Linked DNA regions of Homo sapiens: region 1 is linked to region 2. The links are chromatin loops, found by intact Hi-C in ENCODE. Cell type or tissue: transverse colon. All regions are shown on one strand. Links, peaks and the distances in the headings refer to the core of each region. The heading gives the core; the rest is flanking DNA. Region 1 overlaps RGL3 (ral guanine nucleotide dissociation stimulator like 3). Region 2 overlaps SMARCA4 (SWI/SNF related BAF chromatin remodeling complex subunit ATPase 4).

What was found. A loop is a pair of places that touch in the nucleus more often than their neighbours do. Peaks named below come from ENCODE experiments on the same cell type or tissue, not always from the same donor. Only the 100,000 strongest peaks of a DNase experiment are listed, where the experiment ranks them.
Region 1: it touches region 2 in a loop (3-fold over the local background); 1 of 110 quality-filtered maps calls a loop at or near these places.

The regions. Positions count from the first base shown.
Region 1 is chr19:11,390,249-11,400,240 of GRCh38, reverse strand. It overlaps RGL3 (ral guanine nucleotide dissociation stimulator like 3), which reads left to right. Exons shown (of 19, transcript NM_001035223.4): 14 at 1-39; 15 at 133-201; 16 at 290-386; 17 at 2,644-2,796; 18 at 2,883-2,997; 19 at 5,721-6,181. The coding sequence ends at 5,839. Among named protein-coding and RNA genes, the nearest start is that of EPOR, 11 kb to the right of the region's middle. In transverse colon, for the core only: no CTCF peak of the experiment used is centred there; no DNase peak of the experiment used is centred there.
Region 2 is chr19:11,039,862-11,052,345 of GRCh38, reverse strand. SMARCA4 (SWI/SNF related BAF chromatin remodeling complex subunit ATPase 4) reads right to left here. Exons shown (of 35, transcript NM_003072.5): 30 at 10,786-11,039. Among named protein-coding and RNA genes, the nearest start is that of LDLR, 43 kb to the left of the region's middle. RefSeq lists enhancers at 2,920-3,209, 3,300-3,349, 5,947-5,996. In transverse colon, for the core only: no CTCF peak of the experiment used is centred there; a DNase peak (open chromatin) is centred at 9,918.

The DNA.
Region 1 (9,992 bases), core at 3,319-7,318, 350 kb before region 2:
CATCCGACGGCGGATCAGCCTCACCAAGCGTCTCAGTGCGTGAGTCTCGGGGTGTGTGTAGGGGCGGTGATGTGGGCAGATATCAGCAAGGGCTGCTCCTGCCTTAGCCTCATCCCCTGTCCCCATCCTTAGGAAGCTTGCCCGAGAGAAAAGCTCATCACCTAGTGGGAGTCCCGGGGACCCCTCATCCCCCACCTCCAGGTGAGCATTCTGCTTGGTGATGGGACTGGGGATCATGGGATCAGGAGTCAGCACAGCCACCCCACCTCAGCCTCTGCATCTCCCCCAGTGTGTCCCCAGGGTCACCCCCCTCAAGTCCTAGAAGCAGAGATGCTCCTGCTGGCAGTCCCCCGGCCTCTCCAGGGCCCCAGGGCCCCAGCACCAAGGTACCAAGACGGCTTGTGTGTGCATGCGGGCCTGCGGGCACCCAGGCTCTGTGTGTGTGCACGTGTGTGTGCATGCACATGTGTACACACAGGATTGTGGGGCCAGGAGTGTATACAGGAGGCACACTGAGCGCCCGGGGTATCCATCCAGGGGATTGCATGCATCTGCACGGCCCTGTTTGGGTGATCACTCATAAATCCGACTCGTGCTCAGATTTGGACCTGTGTAACTGCTTGCCCATGGGTCATCTAGGGTGCAATCACATCACACCCCTTTTTATTTGAAACAGGGTCTTCTTGCTCTGTCACCCAGGCTGAAGTGCAGCGGTGCAATCTCAGCTCACCGCAACTTCCACCCCTCCCCCAGGCTCAAGCAATCCTTCCACCTCAGCCTCCCAAGTAGCTAGGACCACAGGTGTGCACCACCATGCCCTGCTATTTTTTTTATTTAGTAGAGATGAGGTTTCGCCATGTTGCCCAGGTGGGTTTCGAACTCCTGAGCTCAAACAATGCACTCACCTCGGCCTCCCAAAGTGCTGGGATTACAGGTGTGAGCCACCGCACCCAGCCTACACTTTTTTGAGGACATGTATGTCCCTAAGAATCTGCATACCATGGCAGACACGGTGGCTATTGCCTGTGATCCCGGCACTTTGGGAAGCCAAAGTGGGAGGATTGCTTGAGGCCGGGAGTTCAAGACCAGCCTGGGCAACATAGTGAGACCCTATTTCTATTAAAAGTCAAAAAAATTAGCTGGGTGTAGTCCCAGCTACTCAGCAGGCTGAGGTGGAAGGATCGCTTGAGTTTGAGGCTGCAGTGAGCTACGATCATGCCACGGCACTCTAGCCTGCATGATAGAGCGAGATCCTGTTTATGAAGAAAAAGAGACTGGGCACGGTGGCTCACGCCTGTAATCCCAGCACTCTGGGAGGCCGAGGTGGGCGGATCACGAGGTCAAGAGATCGAGACCATCCTGGCCAACGTGGTGAAACCCTGTCTCTACTGAAAATAGAAAAATTAGCTGGGTATGGTCGCGCACACCTGTAGTCCCAGCTACTTGGGAGGCTGAGGCAGGAGAATCACTTGAACCCAGGAGACGGAGGTTGCAGTGAGCTGAGATGGTGCCACTGCACTCCATCCAGCCTGGTGACAGAGCGAGGCTCCCTCTAAAAGAAAAACAAAAAAAGAAAAGGAAATGAAGGAAATGAAGGCTGGGCATGGTAGCTCATGCCTGTAATCCCAGCACTTTGGGAGGCCGAGGCCAGTGGATCACTTGAGGCCAGGAATTTGAGACCAGCCTAGCCAACATGGTGAAACCCCGTCTCTACTAAAAATAAAAACATTAGCTGGGCATAGTGGCACAGGCCTGTAATCCCAGCTACTTGGGAGGGTGAGGCATGAGAATTGCTTGAACCTGGGAGGCAGAGGTTGCAGTGAGCTGAGATGGCACCACTGCATTCCAGCCTGGGTGACAGAGCAAGACTCTGTCTCAAAAAAAAAAGAAAAGAAAAAGAAAAGAATCTGTGTACCAGAAGAGGAAATGTGGGCCTGAGTATTCATGAGATCATGTGTGGGGTTGTTCATTGGCATGGGCTGTGGGTGTATAACCGCTGTCAGCATATGTATGTACACAGGATTTCTTGTGTATGAGCATGGGTTGTGTGTATATGGACACTGTTCATGTCTGTTTCTATAACAGGTAACCAAAGTCTGTATATGGTAGGGTGGTGTATATGCAGGCTTGTGAATGTACTCCAGTTGCATGTCCCAGGCTCTGCATGTGTAGGGGGTAGTAGTATGTTTTCTTGAGATTTTATTTTATTTTATTATTTATTTATTTATTTTTGAGATGGAGTCTTGCTCTGTCACGCAGGCTGGAGTGCAGTAGCGTGATCTTGGCTCACTGCAACCTCTGCCTCTCAAGTTCAAGTGATTCTCCTGCCTCGGCCTCCCAAGTAGCTGGGATTACAGGCATGCGCCACCAGGCCCTGCTAATTTTTGTATTTTTAGTAGAGACGGAGTTTCACCACGTTGGCCAGGCTGGTCTTGAACTCCCGACCTCAAGTGATCCGCCCACCTCGGCCTCCCAAAATGCTGAGATTACAGGCATGAGCCACTGCGCCCAGCCAATGTTTTCTTGAGATTTTAAATGTGGGGCTATTGAATGCACCAGTGGTGGCTGGGGTGTTCGTGCTTTTCTAGCCCTCAGCATCTGCAGATGGGCCAAGCTGTAGCCTCCACCCCTTACTGCCTGCAGCTGCCCCTGAGCCTGGACCTGCCCAGCCCCCGGCCCTTCGCTTTGCCTCTGGGCAGCCCTCGAATCCCCCTCCCGGCGCAGCAGAGCTCGGAGGCCCGTGTCATCCGCGTCAGCATCGACAATGACCACGGGAACCTGTATCGAAGCATCTTGGTGAGGGGCTGGGCTGGGGGTCTGCTGGAGGCTGCCCTGCCCTTGGGGCCGGGGCCCTCACCTCACCTCCCGCCCCTCTCTTCCAGCTGACCAGTCAGGACAAAGCCCCCAGCGTGGTCCGGCGAGCCTTGCAGAAGCACAATGTGCCCCAGCCCTGGGCCTGTGACTATCAGCTCTTTCAAGTCCTTCCTGGGGACCGGGGTGAGCAGGGATGGGTTGGAGCTCAGGATAGGGGGCAGCGGGGAGGCGAGCAGACTGACCACGCCCAAGGATGGAGCCCAAGGTTACCCGGGTTCACAGGGCTGTGAGGTGCTTCAGGCAGAGAGTAGGGGTAAGATAATCAGTGGAGGTAAGAGGACATAAAATACCTGTAACCCAACGATGTAGGGTCATGAGATTGTCTTGGCTCAGTGTGAGAGAGAGGTACCAAAGGTCATCTTCCTAAAATTTAAAAGACAATAAGATTGTCCAGGGTCCGGCCAGGCGCAGTGGCTCATGTCTGTAATCCCAGCACTTTGGGAGGTCAAGCTGGGCGGATCACTTGAGGTCAGGAGTTTGAGACCAGGCTGACCAACGTGGTGAAACCCCGTCTCTACGAAACATACAAAAATTAGTCGGGTGTGGTGGCACACTCCTGTAGTCCCAGCTACTCAGGAGGCTGAGGCAGGAGAATAATTGCTTGAATCTGGGAGGCGGAGGTTGCAGTGAGCCGAGATCATACCACTGCACTTCAGCCTGGGCAGCAGAGCGAGACTCTGTTTAAAAAAAAAAAAAAAAAAAAAGACTGTCCACGGACAAGTGACAGAAGGGAGTGTTTCTGACCTTCAATTTGTAGGATGGGCTGGGCATGGTGGCTCACAACTGTAATCCCAGCACTTTGGGAGGTCAAGGTGGGTGGATTGTCTGAGCTCAGGAGTTTGAGACCAGCCTGGGCAACATGAGGAGACCCCATCTATACAAAAAATAGAGAAATTGGCTGGGTGCGGTGGCTCAACGCCTGTAATCCCGGCACTTTGGGAGGCCAAAGCGGGTGGATCACTTGAGGTCAGGAGTTCGAGACCAGCCTGGCCAACATGGTGAAGCCCCGTCTCTACTAAAAATACAAAAAAATTAGCTGGGCATGGTGGCACATGCCTGTAGTCTCAGCTACTCGGGAGGCTGAGGCAGAAGAATCGCTTGAACCCAGGAGGCGGAGGTTGCAGTGAGCCGAGATCGCACCACTGCACTCCAGCCTGGCGACTGAGCAAGACTCTGTCTCAAAAAAAAAAAAAAAAAAAAAAAAAAAATATATATATATATATATATATAGAGAGAGAGAGAGAGAGAGAGAGAGAGAGAGAGAGATTAGCTGAGCATGGTGGCATGTGCCTGTATTCCCAACTCCAACTACTGGGGAGGCTGAGGTGGGAGGATCACTTGAGCCTAGGAGGTGGAGGCTGCAGCGAGCTGAGATCACGCCACTGCACTCCAGCCTGGGTGACAGAGCAAGACCCTGTCTCAATTAAAAAAAAAAAAGGGGGCCGGGCATGGTGGCTCACGCCTGTAATCCCAGCACTTTGGGAGGCCGAGGCGGGTGGATCACGAAGTCAAGAGATCGAGACCATCCTGGCCAACATGGTGAAGCCTCGTCTCTACTAAAAATACAAAAAATTAGCCAGGCATGGTGGCAGGCGCCTATAGTCCCAGCTACTCAGGAGGCTGAGGCAGAAGAATCACTTGAACCCAGGAGGTGAAGGTTGCAGTGAGCCAAGATTGCGCCACTGCACTCCAGCCTGGCGACAGAGTGAGACTCCGTCTCAAAAAAAAAGAAAAAATAGATTGTCTAGGGTCGAGTGAGAGAAGGGAGTGTAGAAGTTTGTCTGATCTTAAGTTTGTAGCATCATGAGATTGTTCAGGCTCAACCTGATGGGATGGGAGACTAAAGGGCATCTGGGCTTAGATTTGTGAGAACTAAGTTTGTTCACCACTGGGACCCTGAAGTTATCTGAACTTGGGACGGGAGAGAGGCAAATGGATAGCCGCGGAAGCATGAGATTGTCCTGTCTGACAGGGAGAAGCAAGGGATTGAGCGTATTCACGCTGAAGTACATGGCATGAGGTTGGCTGGATATTAGGAAAGGATGCTTGTGGTTGTTCAGGTGTTGAGTGTGAGGCCACAAGCTCGTGCAGGCTGGAAGTGGGAAGTTATTCAAGTTCATGGTGACAGCAGCATGGGATTGGCTGGGAGTGGTTGTGGGGGAGGGGTAGGGTGAGCAGGAAGTTGTTTGGCGGGGGGTGGTCTAGGGTGGTCTAAGTTTGCCCAAACTTTTACTGCAGGTTGTCGGTTTTGTTTGTTTTTGTTTTTTTTTTTTTGAGATGGAGTCTCGTGCTGTTGCCCAGGCTGGAGTGCAATGGCAGGATCTCGGCTCACCGCAACATCCACCTCCTGGGTTCAAGAGATTCTCCTGCCTCAGCCTTCCGAGTAGCTGGGATTACAGGCATGTGCCACCATGCCTAGCTCATTTTTTTGGTATTTTTAGTAGAGACGGGGTTTCACCATGTTGGCCAGACTGGTCTCGAATTCCTGACCTCAAGTGATCCACCCACTTCGGCCTCCCAAAGCGCTGGGATTACAGGCACGAGGCATCGCGCCCGGCCAGTTTGCTCAAACTTTTACTGCAGGTTGCCTTGTCTCTATGGTGAGGGGGAGAATATTAGGAGGTTGCCCAGGCTTATGATAAGGGAAGGCATGAGGTGGTGCAAGTTTTCAAGTGAGAAGTCGTCCAGGTTCCCAGTGACAGCAGAATGAGCTTGGCTTGGCAGTAGCTGCAGAGGGACCCATGGCTGTTCAGGTTCGCGGGTGAGTGGCAGGAGGCTCCCGGGTCCTCTGTGGGGGTGACACAAGGTTGTGAGGGCCTATTACCACCATCTCCACTCCTGACCAGTGCTCCTGATTCCTGACAATGCCAACGTCTTCTATGCCATGAGTCCAGTCGCCCCCAGAGACTTCATGCTGCGGCGGAAAGAGGGGACCCGGAACACTCTGTCTGTCTCCCCAAGCTGAGGCAGCCCTGTCCTCTCCACAAGACACAAGTCCCACAGGCAAGCTTGCGACTCTTCTCCTGGAAAGCTGCCATCCCCCAGTAGAGGCCACTGTGCTGTGTATCCCAGGACCACCACCCAACTGTAGCCCATTGGACCCCATCTCTTTTTCTGACTCTGTTGGTACTAGATCCATATTCCAAAGACATCAGCCCATGGGTGGCTGGTGGAGAGCTCAATCCCATAAATGTAGAAAGAGGTGGGGCATGGATACGTCAAATCCCTCCCCAGAGAAATCTTATAAATGTTAGAGACGCATCAGAAGTGACAGATGCGGATGAAAATAGTGACCAGAGTTATGAAACAGGTGTCAGTCTTGTTTATTTTGCGCCTGTGTGCCATGTTCACCCTTTATCAAGATAAAGGAAAACAGCTACCACACACACACCCACACACACACACACAAACACACAGAGAGAGAGAAACCTAAGAGCCAAGACCAGCCCGGGCAACATAACGAGATCCTGTCTCTACAAAAAATACAAAAATTTGGCTGGGCGTGGTGACTCACGCCTGTAATCCCAGCGTTTTGGGAGGCCAAGGCAGGCAGATCGCCTGAGGTCAGGAGTTCGAGACCAGCCTGGCCGACATGGCAAAACCCCATCTTCTAAAAGTACAAAAAATTAGCCGGGCGTGGTGTCATGCACCTGTAATCCCAGCTACTGGGGAGGCTGAGGCAGGAGAATTGCTTGAACCCGGAAGGTGGAGGTTGCAGTGAGTGGAAATCACACCACTGTACTCCAGCCTGGGTGACAGAGCAAGACCCTATCTCAAAAACAAACAAACAAACAAATGAACAAACAAAAAATTTTCTGAGTGTGGTGATATGAGACTGTAATCCTACCTACTTGGGAGGCTGAGCTGGGAGAATCACCAGAGCCCTGGGAGGTTGAAGCTGCAGTGAGCAGTGACTGGGCCCCTGCACTCCAACCTGGAGGACAGAGGGAGATCCTGTCTCAAAAACAAAAAAACTAAGAGCCCTAAGAAAGGTGTTGAGTCGGGTATGACACTCAACCCAGATGCCAGAGAGGATCCTGTCTGGCCGGACACAGTGGCTCAGGAGGGTAATCCCAGTACTTTGGGAGGCTGAGGTAAGAGGATTGCTTAAGTTCAGGAGTCCGAGAGCAGCCTGGGCAATACAGTGAGATCACATCTCACTAAATAAATAAATAAAGGATCCTATCACACAAAGAGGGTTTAGGACTTCCTTCCCCAACATTTTTGGGGTGATATGCCTCTTTTCTACTGTATATATGGGAGAGTGACTAACTGAAATTCCATCAGAATTAGAAACAAATAGCATCATTACCCATGAGTCAATAAGGGCTGTGAGGATGGGCCCTTTCACTTGCCCTCACCTTCTTCCTCTTCCTGTCACAGATAACCCATCTGTGCAAAGAAGAGAAAAAGAGGTTGGGTGTGGTGGCTCACATCTGTAATCCCAGCACTTTGGGAGGCTAAGGTGGAAGGATTTTGAGCCCAGGAGTTTGAGACCAGCCTGGGCAACATAGTGAGACCCCATTTCTACAAAAAAATACAAAGATTGGCCAGGCGCGGTGGCTCACGCCTGTAATCCCAGCACTTGGGAGGCTGAGGCAGGCGGATCATGAGGTCAGGAGATCGAGACCATCCTGGCTAGGTGAAACCCCGTCTCTACTAAAAATGCAAAAAAATTAGCCGGGCGTGGTGGCGGGCGCCTGTAGTCCCAGCTACTCGGGAGGCTGAGGCAGGAGAATGGCGTGAACCCAGGAGGCGGAGCTTGCAGCGAGCCGAGATCGCACCACTGCACTCCAGTCTGGGCGACAGAGGGAGACTCCATCTCAAAAAATAAAATAAAATTTAGCCAGGTTTGGTGTCCTGCACCTGTAGTCTCAGCTACTCTGGAGGCTGAAGCACGAGGATCACTTGAGCCCAAGAGGTGGAGGTTGCAGTGAGCCGAGATTACTGCACTCCAGCCTGGGTGACAGAGCGAGATCCTGTTTCAAAAAGCAAAAAAAAGGGCCAGGCGCAGTGCTCACACCTGTAATCCCATCATTTTGGGAGGCTGAGGTGGGCGGATCACTTGAGGTCAGGAGTTCAAGGTCAGCCTGGCCAACATGGTAAAACCCTGTCCCTACTAAAAAATATAAAAATTAGCTGGGCATGGTGGTGGGTGCCTGTAATCCCAGTTACTCAGGAGGCTGAGGCAGGAGAATTGCTTGAATCCAGAAGGTGGAGGTTGCAGTGAACCGAGATCATGCCATTGCACTCCAGCCTGCGTGACAAAGTGAGACTGTATCTCAAAAAAAAAAAAAAAAATGCTGGGCACAGTGGCTCTAGCACTTTGGGGGGGCAAGACGGGTGGATTGCTTGAGGCCAGGATTCCAAAACCAGCCTGGCCAACATGGTGAAACCCCTTCTCTACTAAATATACAAAAAATTAGCCGGGCATGGTGGCAGGCTCTTGTAATCCCAGCTACTCGGTAGGCTGAGGCAGGATAATCACCTGAACCAGGCAGGCAGAGGTTGCAGTGAGTCGAGATCGCTCCACTGCACTCCGGCCTGGGCAACAAGAGCAAAATTCTGTCTGGAAAAAAAAAAAAAAGAAAAAGAAAAGGATTGTGAGGATGAAAAGAGAGGCGTGAGCTCTCTGTCAGCGTTGGAGTACAATAGAGAGGATGAAATGAGCTGTAGGGCGAACTGCTACATAGTCACAACCACAATAATATGCCCACTTATGAGCTCCTACTCAGCAGAGAACATCAGCTATGGTCTTTACATCTCATTGCACTAATCGAGTTCTTTCTGTTGCAAGCGACCAAAAACCCAATTCAAAGAGGCATGTGCAAAAAAGGACATTTGTGGCTTATGCAGTTGAAATGTCCAATGAGTAGGGCTTCAGGCACAGTTGCATCCAGGCACTCATAAGATGTCATCAGGGTTTTCTTGCTGTCTCTTTGCTCTGATTTGCTCTGAGAATGAGATAGTCCATTGTCCCCTCAAATTTAATCACCTTCTTCTATGGTAATGGAACCACTGATTTTTAGCTGGCCTCCCAAAGTAAAAGCCATATTTCCCACCTCCTCTGCAGCAAGGTGTGGTCATATCTGGCCACTGGCTAAGTCTTGGCCAATAAGATATAAAGGGAAAGGATGTGAACAAATTTCAGAACCTGCCCTTAAAGGGAAGCGGTGTGTCCTTCTTTTCCCCCTTTCCTCCCTCCTGCTGGTGGGAATGAAGACGTGGAGTGGATCATTTTGGATTAGGTGGTTCACACTGTCTGAATAGCTGAGCAACAAGCTAGAAGGAGCCTGGGCCTATGAGACCAGGGAGCTACCATATTGGACTGTTGATACTTGGAGTGTTACATAAAAGAGAAATAAATTTTTATCTTACTTAAGCCACTATTATTTGAGTTGCTGTTACAGTAGCCCAAATAATATTTTATTTAATATAGCTGTACTCATAGCTGGGTGTGGTGGCATGCACCTGTAATCCCAGCTACTTGGGAGGCTGAGGCGAGAGAATTGCTTGAACCTGGAAGGCGGAGGTTGCAGTGAGCCGAGATCGCTCCACTGCACTCCAGCCTGGGAGACAGAGCAAGACTCCGTCTCTACAAAAAAAAAAAAAAAAAAAAAAATACACACACATATATATATATATAGCTCTACTCCAAGGCAGGCTCATACCTTGTGGAGGCATAGGCTTATATCCCAACAGCTCCCCCATCCCATGCAAGCAGAGCCCCTCCTTCCCATCAGCTCCAGCAAAAAGTCCCAGAGCAGGCGCCCATTGGGCCAATTTGTGTCATGTGTCCACCTCTAAACCAATCACTGTGTTCAGGGGAATGAGATGTGCTGATTAGCCAGGCCTGGGTCCTGCGCCCACCCTTTGAGCTGGCACAGAAACTTTGAATCACAGGGGTGGAGCCTGGGAGAGTCCATAAGTGGACATTAAATGTGGGGGCTGTTATGAGGAGAAGGGGGAGTTCTGGTGAATGGGCAAAAAATAATCACTAGGTTTTCAAACATTATCCCTGGAGCAATAATGAGGAATGCCCAGGAATTATGTGGGTTGGGAGTAGAGATACAGAAATTTAAGTATCATATAAGGTCTGATGAAAGACCAATTACTAG
Region 2 (12,484 bases), core at 8,338-12,337:
CACGTGATTTTCCCGCGTTGGCCTCCCAAGAAGCTGGGACTACAGGTGGATATCACACCTGGTTCACCTTTCTATTCTTTGATCTAGCTATTTCCTGACTTTATTTTAAATCTGCCTATTGTTGATGTTTCACAGTCACTCAATCTTGTCTCCTGACCTTATTTCTTTTTTACTTCCTTTTTTTAAGCTGCTTTGAATCTTCTACTTCATCCCTCCTGTCTATGATCATCTATTTTTATTTATTTATTTTTGAGACGGAGTCTCGCTCTGTTGCCCAGGCTGGAGTGCAGTGGCACAATCTCGGCTCACTGCAACCTCTGCCTCCTGGGTTCAAGCGATTCTCCTGCCTCAGCCTCCCTCGTAACTGGGATTATAGGCAAGTCTCACTACGCTCGGCTAATTTTTGTACTTTTAGTAGAGATGGGTTTCACCATCTTGGTCAGGCTGGTCTTGAACTCCTGACCTCGTGATCCACCCGCCTCAGCCTCCCAAAGTGCTGGGATTACAGGCCTGAGTCACAGCACCCGGCCTCATCTGCTATTTTAATAAACATTTCCGGCCGGACATGGTGGCTCACTCCTGTAATCCCAGCACTTTGGGAGGCCGAGGCTGGCGGATCATGAGGTCAAGAGATCGAGACCATCCTAGCCAACGTGGTTAAACCCCATCTCTACTAAAAATACAAAAATTAGCTGGGCGTGGTGGTGCATGCCTGTAGTCCCAGCTACTCGGGAGGCTGAAACAGGAGAATTGCTTGAACCCAGGAGGCAGAATTTGCAGTGAGCTGAGATCAGGCTACTGCACTCCAGCCTGGCGACAGAGTGAGACTCTGTCTCAAAAAAAAAAAAAAAAAAGGAAATATGTCCCCACTGTGTTCCCTCGGACGACTGCGGCACAGGCTCACTGAAAGGAAGGGCCTCCTCAAGGCAGGGGGCTGCTCCGAGTTCCAAGGGAGGCCAGGGCAGGAGGGAAAGGCACGAGCGGCTCCCCCAGGCCTCCTGCTGCCAACTCCACACACCTGCACCTCTGTCTCTAATTGTCCTGTCCTAAGCTTTCCTTAAACACGCCATTCTAGTTTTCAGACTCATTCTTCTAAACCAGTTGCCTTGTTTATTTGTGTTATGTAAAGGTCTCTATCACTGAGGGGGAGACTTGGGGGTAGGGCCCGACTCACAAACAGAGGAGGGGGAGCTTCTTCCAGCAAATCCTGGGGCAGGCGCAGAACCCCAGCACGGCTCCACAGGGAACCTGACCGCAGGCTGCGTGGGCAACTCCATCCATGACTTTTAGGCCCCCTGAGCCCTCTGCCATGGTTATGTTGGACCCAGTGCCCTGCACCCAGCCTATGCCCATAAGTGGGCATGCCTGGGGCTCATCTGCTCGGTGCCCTCATCCAGCCAGTGCCTGCACAGCACCAGGGTCCAGGCTATGTGCCAAGCAGACCATAGACCTGGAACCACAGGCCAAGGGCCAGACAGCCCTGAGGAGCCCCCCTGTCCCCAAGGAATGGCTCCCACTCCTGCCCACCCTCCACCTGCACCCTTCCCTCAGGGGCCCTGCCCTGGGGGCTTGAAGGAGTGTGACAAACACTTTCAAGCCTTGGGATGACCTCTCCTGCAGAATGTTTCAGGCAGGTCTGAAACATTCAGACAATCTGTTTCATTGTTTTTCTTGCACAAGGTATAACCACTCAACTCTGAAGAGCCAGGAGGGACAGTGCTTGTGGAAAGGCAGGGAAACAGTGCAGACAGGCCTTCAGCAGTAGCAGCCAGCCCCTGCCAGACCCAGGCCAAAGCTGTCACCACGAATTGGCAAGGCAGCAGCTCAGGCCCTGGGCTAGGGACCATCGTCCCCTCCCACAGTGCACACAGTGCTGGCGTCTGGGCTGTGTGCCTGGCCACGTTATTTCAGTCAGGCCCCTGTGCTGCAGACGTGGAGACTGAGGCACAGAGACAGGTGTGGAGTGCAGATCTTCACTGCATTCAGGTCCCTCCTACAGTAACCACAGGGCTGCTGCCTCCAGGCAGTGGGGAGTGGGAATGGAACCCAGAGGGCCCGCCTGGTGGGGCCAGAGCTCTTGTGAGGCTTAGCTGCGGCAGCCTGGACCCGTCACCGTCTTTCCGAGCTGCCCGAGCATAGTCTGCAGCCATTGTGCCCCTCTAGCCCTGAAGCTGTGCACGTGTCTCCTGACCTCAGCACAAGCATCAAGTTCAAGTTCAACACCACCGTCTAGCACAGTCTTTTTTTTTGAGACGTAGTCTCACTGTCACCCAGGCTGGAGTGCAGTGGTGCAATCTTGGCTCACCGAAACCTCCTCCTGGGTTCAAGCGATTCTCCTGCCTCAGCCTCCCAAGTAGCTGGGATTACAGGCGAGTGCCACCATGCCTGGCTAATTTTTGTATTTTAATAGAGACGGGGTTTTTGCCACGTTGGCCAAGCTGTTCTCAAACTTCTGAGCTCAAGTGATCAGCCCGGCTTGGCCTCCCAAAGTGCTGGGATTACAGATGTGAGCGCCTGCGCCTGGCCCGCATGGTCTTTATTGTAGCAGCATCTCTGCCCTATCACTGTCGCAGGCAGGCTGGTGGCTGGCGGGGTGGTCTTTAGCAGGCTGCTGGCTGAGCCCACATGGACCAGCAGATGCCCTTCTCTGAGCCCTTACCAAGCACACCAAGGGTGTGCCCCCTGACACACATGCGGCCTTGACACTTGGACACAGTGCCCCAAATGCCTCAGCCACCAGCTGCTGACTGCTATAAAGAACCCAGGGAGGGAGGCAGAGGTTGCAGTGAGCCAAGACTGTGCCACTGCACTCCAGCCTGGGCTACAGAGCAAGACTCTGTCTCAAAAAAAAAAAAAAAAACACAGAACCCAGGGAAGAAGGTATCAACTGGCAGTGTACAGCCCCACAAGCCCGAACCTGACCCGAAGCCACAGAGAACGTTTCTGCATGTTCTGATTTTAAAGTAAAATCTCCTACATGTAACTTAATTTCTTAATTCTGGTTTCGATTTCTGGCAGGTTCCTCAATGTGGTTTGAGATTTCAAACCACCAAGGAGAAACGCCCTTGGCTAAGGGCAGGTGTGTGGCCCAGGGCCCCTGTGAGGCCCCTGGTGCTGGCGCAGCCCCACTCAAGCCCCTAGCCTCCCTCCAGCCTCTGCATGCACTGTGTCCTCTCTGCCTGGGACACTTGTCCCTCTCCTCCCAGTGGACACTGCTCACACTTCCTGTTCTGCTTACGTGGCCCTTCCCACTGGAGCCACCACAAGCCCCTGGACAGCAGAAGCCAGCACTGCCGGCATGGTACCACAGAACACTCCAGCCTGTTCCTACTGTGGCCCCTGAGCAGGAGGGGCATGTCACTGCACTCTGTGTATACAATGTAAAGGACCGTGGCTGTGACAGCTGGCAGTGCCACACTCCAGGGCCTTGGGAGGAGCGGCCTCATGGCTGTGAATCTGAGTGCAGAAGAACAGAGTATAAGATTCCCAGGCAAGACAACTGTACACGTATGATGAGGTCAACACAGAGGTCACGTCAAACACAATTCTGCCAGAATAAAACACGAACTAGGGGGCTGCAAGTATCTCCAACGATCAAAAGCAATATTTGAAAAGATTCCACCTGACAGGAAGGGCGTCCCTGCCTCTCCAAAAGGGTCTGGCCCCAACACAGCAGCGGGTGCCCAGCTAAACCACTTCTGTCCTCAGGTGTCGCCACCTAGACGGACCATGTGGCTCCCACCTGCAGTCATGGGCACACTCTCCAGCTCGGCGAGGCAGGCTCCTGACACCGAATCCAGAGGACAACGTCCCGTGTTCACTCTTTGAATTGTTAGAACTCAGGTCTACACAGATGCCAGTCTCTTTTCAGGCTTCACATTTAACTCAATTGCAGAGCTGAACTACTTAGAGGGTTCTGGAGAGCCAACTAAAAAACAAAAATTCCGGCCAGGCATGATGGTGGTGTGCACCTGTAATCCCAGCTACTTGGGAGGCTGAGGCAGGAGAATCACTTCAACCTGGAAGGTGGAGGTTGCAGGGAGCCGAGATTGTGCCATGGCACTCCAGCCTGGGTGACAGAGTGAGACTCTGCCTCAAAAAATAAATAAAAAAAAAAATCCAATTAAACAAAAAGAAGTTTTTTTTCTTTTCTTGGAAAGGAGCAATTCAAAGTTGGAGACAAAAAAGTGAGCTGTTAGCTGTGTCTGACTTTATTCCATTCAAGCTCTTCTCAGCCTGGTGCAGCTGTGTGGGGCCAAGGAAGGGCCGAGTGACATGAGCACCACCTGCCATGCAGTCGGTGGCGAGGAAGCTTCCAGGGATCTGACAGATGTGTCATACAGAATGTAACTTCTAGACAATGATGGGCAAATAATAATAATAATAAAAAAGAATGTAACTTCGCCCCAAATGAGGTCTGGCTTTTGCCTGGGGCTCCTGGGAGGTGATCTCTGAGTCCTTAGAATGTCACACCTAATGGCTGTCTTTGTTTACGTGGGGTCTGGGACCAGTCCTAGGTTGGGGCTTTGGGCTATGTAGTTTCTGCTCACCTGCAGAGGGGCTGGAGATGGAGGTCAGCCACGTGGGTAGCCAGCTGTGTCTTTGTGACCAAGTCCCAGTAAAAATGCTGGACACAGGGTGGGTACGGTGGCTCATGCCTGTAATCCCAACACTTCGGGAGGCTGAGGCGGGCGGATCACTTAAGGTCGGGAGTTCGAGACCAGCCTGGCCAACATGGTGAAACCCCATCTCTACTAAAAAATACAAAAATTAGCCAGGCGTGGTGGCGCGAGCCTGTAATCCCAGTTGCTCAGGAGGCTGAGGCAGAAGAATCACTTCAACCCAGGAGGCAGAGGTTACAGTGAGCCAAGATAGTGCCACTGCACTCCAGCCTGAGTGACAGAGTGAGACTGCATCTCCAAAAAAAAAAAAAAACCTCTGGACACGGAGGCTTCTCTGGTTGGCAGTGCTCTGTGTCAACGTCACCGGGAACATCAGCGCTGTCTTCAACTCCACAGGGAGGAGACAAAGGAAAGCCCTGTGTCTGGAACCGTCCAGATCACCTCAAGTGATCCGCCCACCTTGGCCCCCAAGAGGCCCCATACATCTCTTGCCTTGGTTGATTTTAATCTGTAGCCTTGCACTGTAATAAATCATAACTGCAAGCGTAACAACCGCTAGGGCTCTCGGGGTCCTAGAGAATGACGGCACTTGAGGGTGATCTTGTGGACTTTTCCCACCCTGTGGACCCTGAGTTTGTCTTCCCTCACAGCTTCAAATTTAGTTAAGAATATCAGAAATATCCATTAAGTACACCAATTTTGTACCCAAACATCATGTTTGAAATTATTGCTAAATGGAGGCAGCTTTTCTTTTGCTTTTTTTTTTTTTTTTTTTGCAACAGGGTCTCACCTCTGTCACCCATGGTGGAGTGCAGTGATGTGATTATACCCCACTGCGGCCTTGACTTCTTGTGGTCCTTCTGCCTCAGCTTCCTGAATAGCTGAGTCAACAGGAGTGCACCACCACGCCTGGCTAATTTTTGTATTTTTTGCATAGGCGGGGTCTCCCTGTTTTGCTCAGGTTGGTCTCGTACTCTTGGTCTCAAGGGATCCACAAGCCTCACAGCCTTACAAAGTTCTGGGATTACAGGCGTGACCACTACGCCCAGCTGAGGTAGCTTTTCAACGACTATCTTTCCTGAGTTGATGTGCCCTATGTGATGTTTTCCTGTGCAAATCACATTACAGTGAGTGGACAGACCCACGCCTGCTGTGCTTCCAGCACTCAGGAGGCTTTCTTTAATAGTCATCTTTGTTGTCCTACTTGTAATTCCAACGTAGTTACTCCCAGTCCAATGGGCGACCCCCAGGTCTGTGAATCCATCCATTCCAGTAAGATGTGAGGTTAAATTGAAAACACAGATCAAATCCCCCACTGAGGCATCCTCCCACATGGATCCCAGGTAAGACAGGAGCATTGCTGTGTGACTGAAATGTTGGTGTCCTCTTCAAAGCAGGTCTCAAAATCTCTACCAGAATCAAATGTCCCGAAACAGAACAGTTTCGATAAAGCAGTCACTTAGCAGTAAGAGTTAAGATTTGGGGTTTTTTTTTTTTTTTTGAGACGGAGTCTCGCTCTGTCGCCCAGGCTGGAGTGCAGTGGCACAATCTCGGCTCACTGCAAGCTCTGCCTCCCGGGTTCACGCCATTCTCCTGCCTCAGCCTCTCGAGTATCTGGGACTACAGGCGCCCGCCACCACGCCTGGCTAATTTTTTGTATTTTTAGTAGAGACGGGGTTTCACTGTGTTAGCCAGCATGGTCTTGATCTCCTGGCCTTGTGATCCGCTCGCCTCAGCCTCCCAAAGTGCTGGGATTACAGGCGTGAGCCACCACACCCAGACTTTTTTTTTCTTCTTTTTTTTAAATAGAGACAGAGTCTCACTATGTTGGCCAGGCTCATCTGAACTCCTGGGCTCAAGTGATCCTCCGCCTCGGCCTCCCAAAGTGCTGGGATTATGGGCGTGAGCCACTGTGCCCAGCCGAAAGTTTTAATTTATTGTATGATTTATCATCAAATCTTACAAAGGCTACAAGACTGACTGTAGCAGCTGGGTGAGCCATTCCCTCTTTTGTCAGATGATATACAACTAAATATGACCCTAAGAGGGCTCTGTGAGTCTAAAACTAAAAAAAAAAAAAAGTGGACTAACACTAGACATACTTTTTGTCTGAAAATATTCAGGTTCTTAATAAGCTGAGCATGCTGTTTCTGTCTTTTCAAAAACCAAGGTGTAATGGAATACAGAGAAGTGTACATATCTCATGTGTACACCTTGGTGAATGTACACATCATATACACATCCAGATCTATAGAGAGAATATCCCCAGTATCCTAGAAGGCTCGTCGTGTGGCTTTCCTGCTATTCCCTCTCTCAAGGTAAGCACTGCTTGGCAGCCATTACTGTGGATCAGCTTCTGACCCTCACAGAACTGGAGGCACACAGTAGGCCCTCTTTTTTTTTTTAGACGGAGTCCCGCTCTGTCGCCCAGGCTGGAGTGCCGTGGCGCGGTCTCGGCTCACTGCAAGCTCCGCCTCCTGGGTTCATGCCATTCTCCCGCCTCAGCCTCCCGAGTAGCTGGGACTACAGGCGCCCACCACCACACCCGGCTAATTTTTTGTATTTTTAGTAGAGACGGTGTTTCACCATGTTAGCCAGGATGGTCTCAATCTCCTGACCTCGTGATCCGCCCGCCTCGGCCTCCCAAAGTGCTGGGATTACAGGCGTGAGCCACCGTGCCCGGCCAGTATGCCCTTTTTAGTGTCTGGCTTCTTTCACTCAACAAAATGTAAGCTTCTTCCAGGTAGCAGTACTATGTCTGTTTTCACAGCTGTTTGGGGCCCTGTACGATTAGGCCTCCACTGATCCATGCCCCTGTAGATGGACACTGGGCTGATTCTTGTTTTGGGAGATTATGACCAAAGTGGCTATGGACACGTCTGTCGGTGTGGACAGATGCACTCAGCTCTCCTGGGTAGAACGAGGGCTGCAGGCTGCTGGGTCAGAGGGTATGTACAGGCTGAGCCTCAGAAAATATTATCTTCTGCAGTTCGATGGTTAAAAACAAACAAAGCAAAACAGAAGAGATTGCCAAAGAGCTGCATACTCCTACACGCAGGGTGTGAGGCCAGACTGCTTCAGACTTGCCAGCACTGATGGGCATTCGGCCGTTCTGGGGCGGGTGCTGGTGCAAGTCACTCTGGTTTTAACGAGCATTTTCTTGAAGTTGTGATGCTAATGCAATGACGTGAGCACCTTTCCCCACATTGATTAGTCCTGGGATGTCCTGTGTAAGGAGGCGTCTGTTCCCGGCTCTTGTCCAGCTTTAAATTGTGTTGTCTTTTCCTCATCTATGAGGAGTTTTCACTGTCTCCATCAGCGTGTCCATTAATAAACAGATGTTATTAATTTCAGTGAGGTCTAATTTCTCAATTGTTTGTGATTAGTGGCTTTTGGCTCCCGTGGAAGAAATCGATGCCTACTCATGAAGATTTTCTCCCGTGCTTTCTTCTAGAATTTTGTTTTACCTTTCACGTTCTTACATCCACAGTCCATGTCACGTGGATCCAAGTGCATGGTGTGTGCGTGTGTGGGGGTGGTCGAGGCTCATCCTCTCTACGTGGATACCCAGGAGACCAGTGTGATGGAGACACCCGTGCTTTCCCCACTGCGCTTCAAGGGTCTTCTTTAGGTTGGTAATGTTAAGTTTCCCTCACAAGATTATCATTAGAAATAAAACATGGGGAGGGTCTGTCATTGTCATTAGATTTCTGCGAATTCCCTTTTTTTGTTTTTGTTTTTTGTTTTTCAGGTATTGTCTCACTCTGTCACCCAGGCTGGAGTGCAGTGGTGCAATCTTGGCTCACTGCACCCTCTGCCTTCTGGGTTCAAGCGATTCTCGTGCCCAGCCTCCCGAGCTGGGAGCTCAAGCACGCATCACCATGCCAGTTTAATTTCTATTTTTGTATTTTTTGTAGAGATGGGGTTTTGCCATGTTGGCCAGACTGGTCTCAAACTCCTAACTTCAAGTGATCCGCCCACCTCAGCCTCCCAAAGTGCTGGGATTACACGAGCCACTATACCTGGCCCATGTTTTAAATAAGTATTCTGTATTTATTTCATTTTTTTAAGATACAGGGTCTCATTCCATCACCCAGGATGGAGTGCAGCTGTGTGATCATGGCTCACTGTAGCCTGGACCTGCTGTGCTCAAGTGATCCTCCCACCTCAGCCTCCCAAGTAGTGGGGACCCCAGGCATGTGCTACTGCCCGCAGCTGTATCCCGCACTTTAAGTAACTTAAGTCCTCCACTTGCTTTCCTCTTTGAGGACTTAGCCTTGGAGTTAGGTTTGTGAATTAGAGTCTATATATTTTTTTCTCAATACTGACAACACATGACATTTTCAGATCTGGCATTGAACTTGAATATGTCTCCTTTCCTTCATCATCTGTTTCTCTTCCAATAATAAAAGAACCTTTCTTTTTTTCTCTTTTTGAGACGGAGTCTCACTCTGTCCCCCAGGCTGGAGTGCACTGATGTGATCTTGGGTCACTGCAACCTCCGCCTCCCAGCTTCAAGATTCTCCTACCTCAGCCTCCCGAGTAGCTGGGATTACAGGCATGCACCACTACGCTCGGCGAATTTTTGTAGTTTTAGTAGAGAGGGGGTTTCGCCATATTGGCCATGCTGGTTTCAAACTCCTGACCTCAAGTGATCCGCCCGCCTTGGCCTCCTAAAGTGCTGGGATTACAGGCATGAGCCACCGCATCTGGCTAAAAGAACCTTTTTAAGCAGTATTTTGTTTTTGGAGTGGGCGTCTTGCTCTGTCACCCAAGGCTGGAGTGCAGTGGTGCAATCTTGGTCCACAGCAACCTCCACTTCCTGGGTTCAAGTGATTCTCCTGTCTCAGCCTCCCAAAAAGCGTGCCACCACGCCCAGGTAATTGTTTTCCTATTTTCAGTAAAGATGGGTTTTCACCATGTTGTCCATGCTGGTCTCAAACTCCTGACCTCAAGTGATCCTCCCACCTCAGCCTCTCAAAGTGCTGGGCTGACAGGTGTGGACCACCACAGCTGGCCTTGCGCGGTAATTTTGACTCATTAATTTAGGCACTCCAATTGTTACCATCCTCTAAAACTTCACACTTGGTAAGATTCTCTCCAAACCATGCATGTGGGCTCCCTTCACTTTCCCCTCCAACAGATACAATTCCCCCACGCTCTGCTTCATGACTAACAGCAAACTGTTATTTAAAATCAAACAGTACAACCCTCCCATTACGGGGACAGCCGTACTGGCCAGTGTGTACCAGGAAGTGAAATAAGACCTTGGAGAGTGGAAGACTGGGTGAGTCCTGGGCCAGGCATGGGCCTTACACCTTTGCTGGCTCCTGCCCAGCTCTGTGACCTGCCCTGGGCTGGCAGAAGGTGCACATGCCTCCCTGGGGAGTTGCTGAGAACATTCCTTTCTTCTTATTTAAATGGTACCCATATAGAGTCGCTCACGGAAAAGGATATTAGTAAATGAAAAACATATAAATGGCACTCATGATCCACCAACACGTTATGATCCGCCGCTGGGCCGTGGCCACAGCTGGAACCGCATGCTGCCTCGTATATAGGACATGTCTGTGAGGACAGCGATCTCCAGGCTTGGAGCAGGGCCTGGCAGAGAGCAGGAGTGTGGCCACCATCTCACCAACACAGAGATGGCACAGGTAGCCTGGGAGGGTGCAAGGACAGGAGAGGGCTGCCACTTTCTCTGCTCCAGACATGCCAGCCTCTTGTCCCCAACCTCCTGGCCACACGGGCAGCACCCATTACTGCCATATAACCCCTCATCCCACCTCATCCCTTGAGGCCACCAGGCCACAACTTTGGCAGAGCCTCTCCGCCTGCTGTGGCCTCTGCTGGTGCACTCTCCCCAACCTCCCCTCTCTCAAGGCTCTGCTGCAATGTCCCCTTCTCCGAGACCCGCACCCCTGCCTCTCCTCTCGACCACATGTGACATTCCCTCTCATCACCGCAGATACATGTGTGCTTCCCTGTTCCAGAAAGCATGTTCCTCAGGGCCAGGCTCAAAGACACAGAGATTCAGTCAGTGTTTGTGGATGAGTGAAAGAGTGAGCGGCCCAAGCCTGAGTGTGCAGAGTCAGAGTGCAGATGCCAGGCCTGCTCCCACGGGGACCCCTACAGCCCCCGCCCTCCCCGCCTCCTCGCTTACCTGTCCTTGTACTTGATCACGGCATCCACAATCTTCTTCATCTTCTTGGTGAGGTTGGGTGGGTTAGGGGAGAGTTTCTCGGCAGGCGGCCGCCCGCGCTTCTTCTGCTTCTTGCTCTCGTCGTCCTTGTCGCGGCTGCGGGTGCTGGTGGTCGGGGTGGAGGAGCCGGCGTCGCTGTCTCGCTTGCGCTTCCGTGATGATTTCTTCTGCCGGACCTCCTCTTCGATCTCCTCCAGCGTGCCCTCCTCGATGGCCTTCAGGGTCAATAGTAGTAAAATAGGACAGCCAGCACCCAGGTCGACAAGCAGAGGCCGCGACGCAATCCCAGGGGCCGGGCTGGGACACGGAGGAGGGCCCCCGCACCCGCTCTCCCTTCAGCTTGACTGGCTCGGGGCATAACACACACTGGGACTCTCAAGGGGTGCCTGGGCTGCAGTGAAAGACCAGCACTGCCCCCAGCAGGCACCCCACCCAAGCTTGTCTTTAAAAAACTAATGGTTGAATTTCTTGACCAAAAAAAAAGAACTATCTTCTCTGTACAGAAAAGAACGTGCTCCTGAAATCCCTTCACCCGGAGGTGATGTTGACACCTCTGTTCCACACTCTCCCCATCTATTTCTTTTATTTACTTATTTATTTTTAGAGACAGGGTCTCGACCTGTTGCCCAGGCTGGAGTGCAGTGGCACCATCATAGCTCACTGCAGTCTTGAACTCCCAGGGCTCAAGAGATCCTCCCACCTCAGCCTCCTAAGTAGCTGGGACTACAGGCACGTGTCACCACACTCAGCTAATTAAAAAAATTTTTTGTAGATACGGGGTCTCATAATATTGCCCAGGCTGGTCTTGAACTCCTGGTCTCAAGCAGTGCTCCCATCTTAGCCTCCCAAAGTGCTAGGATTACAGATATAAGCCACTGGGCCTGGCCTCCATCTATTTCTTCTTTTTAAGATTTTTTTTTTTTTTTTTTTGGAGACGGAGTCTCACTCTGTCACCAGGCTGGAGTGCAGTGGCATGATCTTGGCTCACTGCAACCTCCGCCTCCTGGGTTCAAGCAACTCTCCTGCCTCAGCCTCCTGAGTAGCTGGGATTACAGGCGCAAACCACCACGCCTAGCTAATTTTTGTATTTTTAGTAGAGACAGGGTTTCACCATGTTGGTCAGGATGGTCTCAAACTCTTGACCTTGTGATCTGCCCGCCTCGGCCTCCCAAAGTGCTGGGATTACAGGTGTGAGCCACCACACCCGGCCTTTTTAAGACATTTTAAAAATTATTTTTATATTTTTGAGACGGAGTTTCGCTCTTGTCACCGAGGTTGGAGTGCAGTGGTGCAATCTCGGCTCACTGCAACCTCCGCCTCCTGGGTTCAAGCAATTCTCCTGCTTCAGCCTCCCAAGTACCTGGGATTACAGGTACGTGCCACCACACCTGGCTAATTTTTGTATGAAAAATTATTTTTAAATTTTCTTTTTTGTTGTTGTTGAGACGCAGTCTCGCTCTGTCACCAGGCTGGAGTGCAGTGGTGCAATCTCAGCTCACTGCAACCTCCACCTTCCTGGTTCAAGCGATTCTCCTCCCTCACCCTCCTGAGTAGCTGGGACTACAGGCGCCCACCACCACGTCCAGCTAATTTTGGTATTTTTAGTAGAGACAGGGTTTTACCATGTTGGCCAGGATGGTCTTAATCTCTTAACCTCGTG